Regions from separate parts of the Homo sapiens genome. Here region 2 is linked to region 1. A link is a contact called in ENCODE Hi-C data. All regions are on one chromosome and are shown on one strand. Each heading gives the region's core, a stretch centred on a gene start or an enhancer-like site at or near the end of the contact. The rest is flanking DNA. Distances are from core to core; before and after follow the strand shown.

What was found. Hi-C counts contacts between places; a loop is a spot of excess contacts on that map. Pooled maps may share reads with other maps.
Region 2: a loop to region 1 is called in a pooled map, with 5 times the contacts of the local background. The contact joins the enhancer-like site here to the promoter of RIPOR2 in region 1. A Hi-C loop is called at or near these places in 6 of 37 single-sample maps with no recorded cell type and 3 of 50 pooled maps.

Annotation. Positions count from the first base shown.
Region 1 is chr6:24,932,467-24,937,933 of GRCh38, forward strand. It overlaps RIPOR2 (RHO family interacting cell polarization regulator 2), which reads right to left and starts at 3,494. Exons shown (of 22, transcript NM_001286445.3): 1 at 3,372-3,494. The coding sequence starts at 3,432. LOC105374981 (a long non-coding RNA gene) reads left to right here and starts at 1,509. Exons shown (of 3, transcript XR_007059514.1): 1 at 1,509-1,598; 2 at 1,780-1,904. RefSeq lists an enhancer at 4,207-4,376.
Region 2 is chr6:25,403,349-25,409,045 of GRCh38, forward strand. The region is part of intron 2 of CARMIL1 (capping protein regulator and myosin 1 linker 1); the gene reads left to right. All of the region lies in intron 1 of LOC124901281 (a long non-coding RNA gene), which reads right to left. Among named protein-coding and RNA genes, the nearest start is that of CARMIL1, 130 kb to the left of the region's middle. RefSeq lists an enhancer at 1,400-1,609. Within about 2 kb of position 1,548, at least 10 of the 41 ENCODE cell types and tissues checked have a DNase peak (open chromatin) inside an H3K27ac peak, as active enhancers do.

The DNA.
Region 1 (5,467 bases), core at 2,244-4,743:
ATATGCAACCTGTTTTAGAACAAGAGCAGTTACACACCAATGCTCCGAAGTTCTGTGAACCTTAACATTTCCTTTAACCACAAAAAACAATTGCTGAAGCAAACAGGATCTCAGAAAGGCAGTTTAAAAAATACATTGTGAGGATGACTCATTGACTCATTTTTTTTCTTCCCAGATCTTTATAGTGTCCATATATCTAAATGGATTTATATATACTTTTAAGCAAATGCACCTAAATTCTAAATCTGTGTAACCTCTAGGAGAAAGGGATCTTAAAAATGTGTCAATTGCAAGGAAATATAGTTGCCCTAATAACAAGCTTCTGGGCATTTTCCTTTTTTTATGTTACGGAAAACTCATTGTGCCAAAAGCTTTCTGCTTAGGCATGTTAAGTGAGCTGAAAGTATGCGTGAATCCTAGAACAAGCATGAACTTTTACAGGTAGATACATCATTTTGAAGTAAAGACTGGAGACTGGGTAGTAGAATGCTCAGAGAATGTGTAATCAGTCCCCTTGTTTCAGAAGAAGAATGAGGCTCAAAGAAGATAAATGACTTGCCCAAGATCCTCCAGCTATACCACAGCAGGGGCAAGGCTACAACTCAGACTCCTAACAACTTGTTCAGTGCTATATCTGCCACGTTAAACCTCTGAAAAGTTATTTATAAACTGAAGTTCTGTAAATAAGTCCTATTTTGAATCTGAGGTTAACCAGACGTGAAAAAATGGTCACTATTCTATAAACCCATTTTTGTAAATAGACAATAGGGATTCATATGTATTAAGTACTGACCACTATTCTAAAAGCTTTCCCTATCATAACACTTAAGCCACACACAGCCATATGAGGTTTGGACTCCATTTTATAAGTGAGTAAACTGAGGCACAGAGAGATTAGGTAACCTGCTTAAGGTCATAAGTGAATTGGTTGGCAAAGCCTAGACCGTGCAATTCCAGAGCTGAAGCTTTTGACTGTTACCCCACACAGAGCTTGCTTAAAATGAGGCAGCAGCTGGACATGCTTTCACATAAATTGCCAAACATGAGCCACGGCTCTGAAAACTGAATAAAAATACACTGGATGTTGGCCTTGCAAGGATTTTCTCTTTAATCTTTAGGGATTAAGTTAAATGAGATAATCAGTTTGGAAAAGATAAAGCATACCACATTGAAGTGCAACGCAAACATTATGCATCTACTATGAAGATAATCTGTACAACCGATAGGTATTACTGTCCCACTTCACCATTGAGGAGACCAAAGTTAGCTTGTATGGGTACCACGAAGCAGAACCAGAATCTGAGTCTGAATCTCGTTTGACTCCCAACTTATCAACCTGCACTACCTCCCTCACTTCCCACCTCAGAGCTAGCTGGTTACCTAGCTACCTGGAACCTGGGGACCTCAGCCATTCCACTACAACATGGTTAGTGAGGTTACAATAATCACCTTGGAAATGATGAATGCTCAGGAGAGAGAACACACAGGTTCATCCAGCCCTGCTTGGTCTTAACGCTTCCCTTCAGGATGGGGCCACGCATAATCCAGAGTGCAGTGCATCAGCCTATAGAGGGCGCTCTTAAGTATCATAGCCAGATGTAAAAGAGCAAAATTCCTATAGGCAAAGAAATGTGGGCTGGGCGTTTTGGAATGCCATTCCTGGAGGGAGGTGTGGGTGAATGATTGCCAATTTTTCCGTTCTAAGCTTATCTTCATAGTTGTGAGCATTTTTCAGGTCCTCAAAAGAGTTAGTATCTAAGTATAAATTTTCTCTTTAAGGTGTTTGCTTAAAGAGGAAACATCTTTAAGAAGTGAAAGCTGAAGAATGGGGCCTAAGATCAAACTTCAAGGTGTTGGTGGCCTAAACGCCTGCCATCAAAGTAACACAACAGAATGATAACTTGGTAAACAGCAGCGAAGCTCAATAGATATTCTTCAAATTGATTTAAGTTGTGATAAAAACCCAACTAATGATTTTAAATATTTCTGTAGCTAGAACAACATAGCAGAAAGACAACATCAAAATATTAACCATGATTACATTCTACATGACTAGATTACAAGGGGTTCTTTGCGACACTCTAATTTTTCTTCAGCGAACTTGTATTGCTTGGGTAATTACACATACACAAAAACCTTACTACTGTTCCTTTTAAAAAATTACTGAATAGAGTTTTTTAAAAAATTGCTAGACGTAGTTTCTTGCGGAAAATAATCAAATTCACGAGATTCTTGAGTCCAAATTTCCTTTATTTAGGTGGCTCCAAATTCTAAAAAAGCTTTTGCCTATAGCCCAATCTCATAGGCAGCATTTGAACAAAACATCCATCCAATGACTAGATCATCCCTTTAAAATCGCAACCTTTACAGTTAAATTCCAGTGGATAGGTCAAGTCATGGAAAAGCTGCAAGATGAGAACAGAAAACTGAGCAGTGCCAATGGGGATTGGAAGCTACCAGGGCTCCAGTATCCCGACTTGGGAAAAAAGAAAATTGGAAAAGGGAATGGAGGGTTGGAGTGCCAAGTATGTGTGAGGAAGAGTAAGAGAGAAGGACCCAGGCCGGGCATGGTAGCTCACGCCTGTAATCCCAGCACTTTGGGGGGCCAAGGAGGGTGGATCACCTGAAGTCAGGATTTCAAGACCAGCCTGGCCAACATGGCAAAATCCCATCTCTACTAAAAATACAAAAATTAGCTGGGCATGGTGGTGGGCGCCTGTAGTCCCAGCTACTTGGGAGGCTGAGGCAGGAGAATGACTTGAACCCGGGAGACGGAGGTTGCAGTGAGCTGAGATTGCACCACTGCACTCCAGCCTGAGCAACAAAGCAAGACTCTGTCTCAAAAAACAACAACAAAAAAAAAAAAAAAAAAAAAGAGAAGGACCGAGAGAAAGATAGACAGAGAGAGAGAGACAGAGAGAGAGAGAGACAGAAAGAGAGAAGTGCAAATCAAAGCAACATGGTACCATGAAAAACCACTCCTGGTCCATTTATTTAACTTCTTCCCTAGCAGCCCTGCTGTGCTCAAACCACTGTGACAGGCTTTCCTTAAGGTGTTAGACAAGAGATAGCACAGAAGAGAGACAAGGCAAAAAATTTAGTACTATTTTCCAGCCTAAACTAAACCTTTATTTTAGTCATGACTTTAAAAAATGTATTTGCGGGAATGACTCAACCCCTTGTTCCACCCCTTGCCTTGTGTATTCCTTCAGTGCCTAAGTTGATATTTGCAGCCACTACCTCACTCAGGATGCTTTGTTTTTATCATTTCAAAATACTCAAGTCCTTGCCCAAGCTGGGCAAAAGTGTCCAGTGGTGTCAAAACAAAGCAAAGCAGACCGGAGAGCCTCCTGCCAGAAAGATGCATTTACCTTCACCAAAAACATCATCCTCTTCATCGACCAGGAGCTCCTCAGCATCAAAAAACTGCATCTTGGAGAGGACAGGCGCGAGAAGCAGCAGGCAGCAGCCCCGGCAGTCTCAGCAGTCACACTGCCGACCGAGGTGATTTCCTTTCCTTGGGTTGCCCAAGCCCTCTGGAGGGCAGCTTCCGCATCTGCCCTGAAGAAAGCAGTTTCATTCATATGAATAGGCTTCTTGAGCCTTGTGAAGAGTGAATCCCAGGTGGGGTAATTCTCACCACTGAGGAGAAAGAATTTTTTGAAGAGGGCTGCAGATCCGGTTGGATATGAATACAGATATCACTCAAAGTCTGAATGCAATGAATTCTATTTCAAAGCAACAACTTTCATATTTCCTTAAAGAGGAAGGTGGGTGCTTAACTTTCTTGCTTATGAATTTGAACACAATGGGTTTTGTTGAAAGAGGGAGTTCATATTTCTCATATCTTGGTTTTGCTTCAATTACAATTTATCTGAAAGTAAAGCAAGCCACTATGTTAAACCAAAGCAGGCATTTAGAGGACAGAGCTTTTATTTTGCTCAGTAATAGTTGCATTTTTCTTTTCTTTTCTTTTCTTTTTTTCAAACCTCTTGCATTTAAGGATTGGAAACTTTACAGCATTTAAACCAAACTGAACCATATCTAGGCTTTATGTGGCTCGATTAAATCTATAGTCAATGAATAGATAACTGGTTTTGGTCAAACATCTTGCATTTCACAATATTTACTCAGTTTGATACTTCAGACTGTATCACTAAAGGAGAAAGAAGAAAATGTAACTCAAAAAGCAGTCCTCCCAAAGGGATGAGTGAACACTGAGCTTCTACGCGAGCACCATTGGCTGGCATCACCATATCGAGCTACCCAACGTGTGCCAAATTCTGTCTGGCTGCACAAACAAACACACATCTCTCTGAGTAATACTGAGACTTCATTTCGGGGTTTCCCAGAGCACTCCACTGTGTTGTAAGATCTCTTAGGTGGCCAGAAGCTTAGAAAATGCAAATGGAGATGACAGTGAGGAGCTGTTGACCCAAGGTGTTTATTTTTGGCACTTTATTTACTGCATGGTTTTGAAGATACTCCCAGTGTTACCCTAGAGAAACTGTCCCCTCCTCCTGTAACTGCAACCTTGAAATTGCACCATTTTCTCCCAGAAGAGACTGTGGACAACAGGGTTGGAGAAATCCAGCAGTGAGAAGGGATCACCCCAGAGGAATTCAGGAATCAGACACTGAGGGTTAACTGAGCAGCAACAGTCAGTTCATCCCTGCATTGGTGGCTGCAGCAGTTCCCAAAGACAGTGTACAGCTTGGGTCCTGCTGGGATCACCAATTGTTGTCAATCAGGGCTGGAACCATCCTTAGAGGAGAGCTTGGAAATGTCTGGGGTGTTTTGGGTGGCACAATGACTGGGGGTTATTACTGGTATTTAATGTCTTAGCACTCAGGGGCCCAGGGATATCAACCTTACCATAATGCATGGAACAGTAGCTCAACAGGAAGAACTGTCCAGCTCCAAATACCAATAATGCCCACCTTGAGACACACTGACAGGCAGAGAACTGGAGTTATCCTTTTCTCTAGCTCTCCTTTGCATCTCCCCTTTCTGACCCTTTTACCACCCCCTACCATGATCCCCACTTGAATGATGTTTCTGGACAAGGGTTGCACTTAGTTACATAAATTAAATTAATTAAAATGGGCCTAGGTGTAGGAAATTTGGATGTGGACTAAAGCTCTCTTTTGTGTGGTTGGGATAAGAGGATGGGTGTCCATTTTGATAATCACTACATTTCTCAACTACTGTCCTATGTCCTTTAATCTCCACAACTTCATGAGGTGGGTGCTATTATCCCATTTTACAGATGAAGCAATGGGGGCTCTGAGGGCTTGAAAAACATTCCTAAGATCAGGCAGCTAGTGAGTGGCAGATTTGACTAATTCCAGAGCTCACTCTGTTACCTCATGTCTGGACAACTTATGGGAGTGACTGCACACAGTCCAGTTCACTGCAGCATCCCCGTGGCTCTTGGGGACCTGCACTACCTCCCTCACCTCCCACC
Region 2 (5,697 bases), core at 298-2,797, 470 kb after region 1:
TCTCACAAGCTATTGCCGTTGGCCCCTGCCTGAGCTCCCTGCTTCCACTCTCCTTCTCTCACCCAACATGGCAGTCAGAGATTGGCCTTCAGGGCAATTATCAGTCAGAACAGTGTGGACAACAGCCAATAAAGCCTCACAGACCTCCTGGCTCACCTCACCCCCACCTTATCACCCCTCTGACCTCCCCTGCGCTTACTCCCTTCAAGCCAAGGCTCTTCTTTATTTTTCAATTGCTGCAGGCATATTCTTGCCTCAGGGCCTTTGCGTTTGCTATTCCCTCTGTCTGGACCATGCTTATCCCAGATAGCCATATGGTTCTTTCTCTTACTGCCTTTAGATCTTTCTCAACCTCACTTCATAATTACGTCACACCAAGCTATTTAAAAATGCCACCCACCTAACCCACCACTCCTCTCCATAACCCCCAGGCATTAAGCACGCTCTATTCTCTTTTTGTACTACATTTTTCTCCATAGCACTTATCACCATAGATATGCCATATGTTTTACTTATTTATTCCTGTATAATCTCCTTTGAATGAAATATAAGCTGCTTGAAGGCAGAGCTTTATGTCTTTTTATCCTTGGTGCCTACCACAAGGTAGGCAGTCAGTAATTATTGGTTGAAAGAATTACTCAAATATTTAATGACAGTGTTTGTAAACAAAGAGTGCTAATCTAATTGAAATTCATTTTAGCAAGAGATAGAGAGTCAGGAAGACACATCCTCTGGTGTAACCCTGCCTCCCCTCCACTTCTAAGATTACTCTGGTTTTAGGCTCTGCTTTCTGCCTGGCTCAACAAGGGGCCTCCATTTCTCTCCTGCCTGCACTTGAGGAGCCACATAGAAGGGAGTTTGAACCAGGGCTTCAGGGAGTTGTCTGTGGACAGCTTCTGAGAGAGGGAAGTTGGGGCTTCCCATGTTGGCTGGTCCCTTTGCTGGCTGGCCAGTCCTTTGTCACCATGCCAGCATTCTCAATGGAGGCAAGAAGGGATCTTATGGGTTTTGCAGCAGGGCTGCTTTGGGTATATGTTTGTTTGAACGGGGTAGGGACAGTGGATGAAGGACCCACCTGGAGTTTGCTGCCTTGGGAGGGGAGGTGATGAGCTTTAAACATAATAGAGGCTGGGCGCGGTGGCTCATGCCTATAATCCCAGCACTTTGGGAGGATGAGGTGGGCGGATCACCTGAGGTCGGGAGTTTGAGACCAGCCTGGCCAACATGGTAAAACCCATCTCTACTAAAAATACAAAAATTAGCCAGGCATGGTGGCACACACCTGTAGTCCCAGCTACTGAGGAGGCTGATTCACAAGAATCGCTTGAACCCGGGAGGCAGAGGTTGCAGCGAGCCGAGATCTTACCACTGCACTCCAGCCTGGGTGACAGAGTGAGACTTCGTCTTAAAAAAAAAAAAAAAAATAGAGGTGCAGTGTTCCCTGCTTCACACTAGGAAGTGGTTAATGCCAAACTGGGGCACCCGGCCTGTTTCTGGCAAAGTGCAGGGGAAAGGAAAGCTTGGAAAGGGATCTGTAGCAGTAAAGACAGAGGAGTCACTTTTTGTTTGTTGGTTCCCACTGAGGCACGGCGGAGGAGGCACAGCTGTGCAGAGATCCTGGGTTGCTAATTTCTACATTAAAAGGTGTAGCAGCAGCAGTGTTTATGACTAAACCCGTCAACGTTTCACTTCCTCCTGTTGTGAAGACTGGGTTTGGCTTAAAAAGCTCTGCCTGAACTTTCAGTTTATCTTGAAACTTTGAGACATTTGTCAAAGTGCTGAATGGAGTTATTTTAGTAAATCAGTGATGTTTCTGTGTTCCCTGAGTGAAACACTAGCTGATCTCATTTACCTGAGCTTCGAGAAAGAAAATATTCTCTATTTTTAAAAATAGCTTTGCTCCCTTGAGCATGCCCTTTCTATATGCCCTGGCTTTAGAAGATGGGCTGCCTTATGTTTGAGATTTTTTATTCATTGCCACTAAAATAATATATGGTGATTTGTATACCTCATATAAGGTCTGCCTCATCAGTACCCTGACCCATCCTTTATTGATTATTTAGTTTTGTGGATTTAACCCTGTAGTCCTGTTGGCACAATCAAGGGCAAAATCAAGATCCAGAAAGACATCAGATACCTGAAATCCTTTATTAAAGTGGATTTTGCTTACCCTACATCCATTGTTAGAAATGACATTCCCAGATCGTAAGAGCTGCAGAATTCTGGAACTGAAACTCTGTCTTTCTGTAATGAATTTGTGAATGAGGAAGTTCTTTGAACACAGTAGGCAAAAGGCAGGGGTGTCAGCACTTGACACTTCTATGCCTTTCCTCTACTAGGCTATCTTTTTATTGTTCTATTTCTTTTCCTTTTGGCAGGTGAGTTGGGAATTAGCTAGTAGATCTGTTTTAAGTGGGTAAGCTGCAAACAACAGATTTTTAGGTACTTCCCTTATAGGATATGGCTATTAAACAGGAAGGATGTGTCAATTATGTGGTAGGCAGCAGGATAAAACAGGCAGGACAGAATTATTATCAGATTCACAGACCGTAGCAACTTTTTGCCTTCTAAAATCCTGAATTTTCAGAGGTGGAAATAGGGTGAGAAGGAGCAGTAAAACCTGTTGCATTCATTCACTCAACAGATATTTGAACACCTATTTTGTGCCAGGAATGTACTGGGCACTGAGAAATAGAGCTTTGAATAGGACAGATGTGGTCCCTGCTCCCAGGCACCTTGCAGTCTAATGGGGCTGGTAGATATTAAATATGTAATCCCACTGTTAATTAAAACTGTGATAAGTATTCATAAGAAAATGTGCAAATACGGTGGGAGTATATAATAGGGAGACCTGGTGTAGTCTGGACTTTCTTAGGGAAGTCCTTTACCTGAAGAATGAGTAGGCATGAGCCAGGTGAAGGTAAAGCAAGAGGGGGAAGGGATAGCTCCTAAAGCAGAGGTGGGGCAGGAGCCCTCCTCTTGGGAGAGCAACAGAAGGCCAGTGTGGCTGGGTTGAAGTGAGGCTGGAGGTGGAGGCAGGGGCCAGTGTAGTGGTGCAGAGCCACTGAAGAGCTTAAGCAGAGAAGGGACATAATAATGTTTGGGTTCTTAAAAGATCACGTTCAGATCCTATATGAGCAGGTGATTTGAGGGGGCAGGAGTGGATCTGTTAGAAGGCTATTGCAAGTGGTCCAGGAGCAAGAGGGTGGTGGCTTGGAATAGTATCATAGTAGTAGAGATGGAGAGAAGTGAATGGATGTAAGAGGTATTTAGGGAGGTAGACTGCATTGAACTTGGAGAATGACTAAGATAGGAAGAGAAGGGGACAATGCTTGGATTTCTGGCTTTGGAAACCATATGGATGACCATCCTTGTTCCTGAGCCAGACCTATTGTGGGAAGGGCAGATTTTGAAAGAAAGATCATGGTTTAGTTGTTGACATGCTGAATTTAAGGGTTGGAGTACATACAAGTGAAGTTAGATCAATAGATCTGATGATCGGAGGGGAGATCTGGGCTGTGCATAAAGTTGGGAGTCATCTGGGATGGACTGAAGTCATGAGAGAGAATGAATGGTAGCAGGGAATGGGGATTGGACATGTGACTAGGAATAACCACAGAGGCCAGTTGAAAATGTATGGAAACGAGAACATCAAGCATGAAGGGCCATGCCCAGTGCTAAGGAGAAATCTGGTTAGGAAGTGCATGGATTTAGCAGCCGTGAGGTTGGATTTAGCAATCAAGATTGGCACCTCAAGCAGGAGAAATTTAAGTGGAGTTGTGGGGACAGAAGCCAATTTTGAACACTAGATGAGTGAATTGGAGGCAGGAATATGAAGACACTGAGTATGGGTACCTTTTTTGAGAAGTTGGGCTCAAAGGGTAGAGACAGTTAGAGGGGACCTGCAAGAGGTGTGTAGGATCCAGGCATATAGCTCTAGGTCTAAACATCTCTATGTTTGGATATTTAGAGATGGAAGAGAAAGGATATTTAGTTGCTTAAGGTTCCTGCAAAGACAGGTGGGATGTAACCCAGAGCCCACACGAAGGGACGGGCATTTATCTCCAGCACTTCAGAAGGAGAGGAAGAGGAGGGGGTGGGTACAGCTGCAGATGCAGGCAGGTGTGGAGGTTTGGAGTGGAATGGTAAGTGATACCATTCTGATAATTTCTGTTTTCTCTGTGAAGTAGGAGGGAAAGTCATCTTCCCAGATGAAGGGAACGGAATCAGGTTGCTGGGTAAGATCAGTTCTCCAGCTGTGCTTGGCAGCTACCACTGCAAGCATGGAATAGGCGGCTAGGTAAGTTCAGCCAAGATTGAAGTTTTACTCTGTGGGAGTAATAAAAGGACAAGGAACACGAAGGCTAAGGACATTAACACATGGAGGAATGATTTCAGTGGAGGTTCAGTTGGATGAAGATAGGTTAGTGCTGATGGAGAATGACCTGGCAGTGTCAGGGGGCAATAAACAGGGTAGTGGTAGTACCTGAATAAGGGAACTAGCTATGAGTGCTTCTCCAACTGTAATGCTAATGTGAATCACCTGGGGATTTTAGTAAAAACGCAGATTCTGATTCAGCAGGTCTGGGCTGAGGCCTCAGATTCTGCATTTCTAACAAGTTCCTGTCACGCCAGCCTCTCTGGCCCGTGGATCACACTGTGAGGGCCAGGTGTGGTGGTGCATGACTATAATCCAAACACTTTGTGAGGCCCAGGTGGGAGGATCACTTGAGCTGAGGAGTTTGAGACCAGCCTGGGCAACATAGACGTCATCTCTACAAAAAGTTTAAAAATTACCTGGGTGTGGTGGCTTGTGCCTGTAGTAGCTACTTGAAAAGCTGAGGCAGGAGGATCACCTGAGCCTGGGAGGTCAAGGCTGCAGTGAGCCGAGATTGCACCACTGCACTCCAGCCCGGGTGACAGTAAAAGCCTGTCTCTTAAAATAAAAAAAAAAAAAAAAAAAAAAGATTTCGGGCAGAGAGTGGGATGCCTGAATTAGAAATCGTTTGACATGGTATAATCTCAAGCAGTAACTAACATGGCCCAGGATATGACAGAGTGAACAAGAAGGCCGAAGAATTCAAAGGCTTCCTGATCATCATATCTTTAGGGATGCAATGATTTACACTGACTATCGCCAACACTTTTCTAAGCACCTTGTGTGTATTACCTTCTTTAATCCTTATGACAACCTCCAGTGAGGTATATATTGTGATCCCATATTTTACAGATGAGGAAAGTAAGGCACACAGAGGTCTTTCTCAAAATCATTCGTGCTTGTAAGTGGTGGGACCAGAATTCAAACTGGGGTGGTACAGTTTCAAAGCCTAGTGCTCTGCATGATTGGATGCTGTATTGTCCCCTGATGAGAGAAGTTGGGGCTGTATAGAAAGTGTGAGGTGGGAGGATCATTTGATCCCAGGAGTTAAGACCGGCCTGGGCAATGTAGTGAGACCCTGTCTCTACATAAAATAGAAAAAAAAAAAAAAAGATTTTGAGCCAGGTATTAGCCTCACCTATGAATGAAGTTCAGCATATCTAGGAGAGTGCTAGGCACAGTACTTGTAGGCTTTTTACATGTTACCCCTTTAATCCCCACAACTGTCCAACAGAGTCTATTTCATACTGATTCTACAGGTAAGAAAAATAAAATTTAGGAGGTTAGGTAGTTGATAAATGGAGGAGTTGGTAATTTGA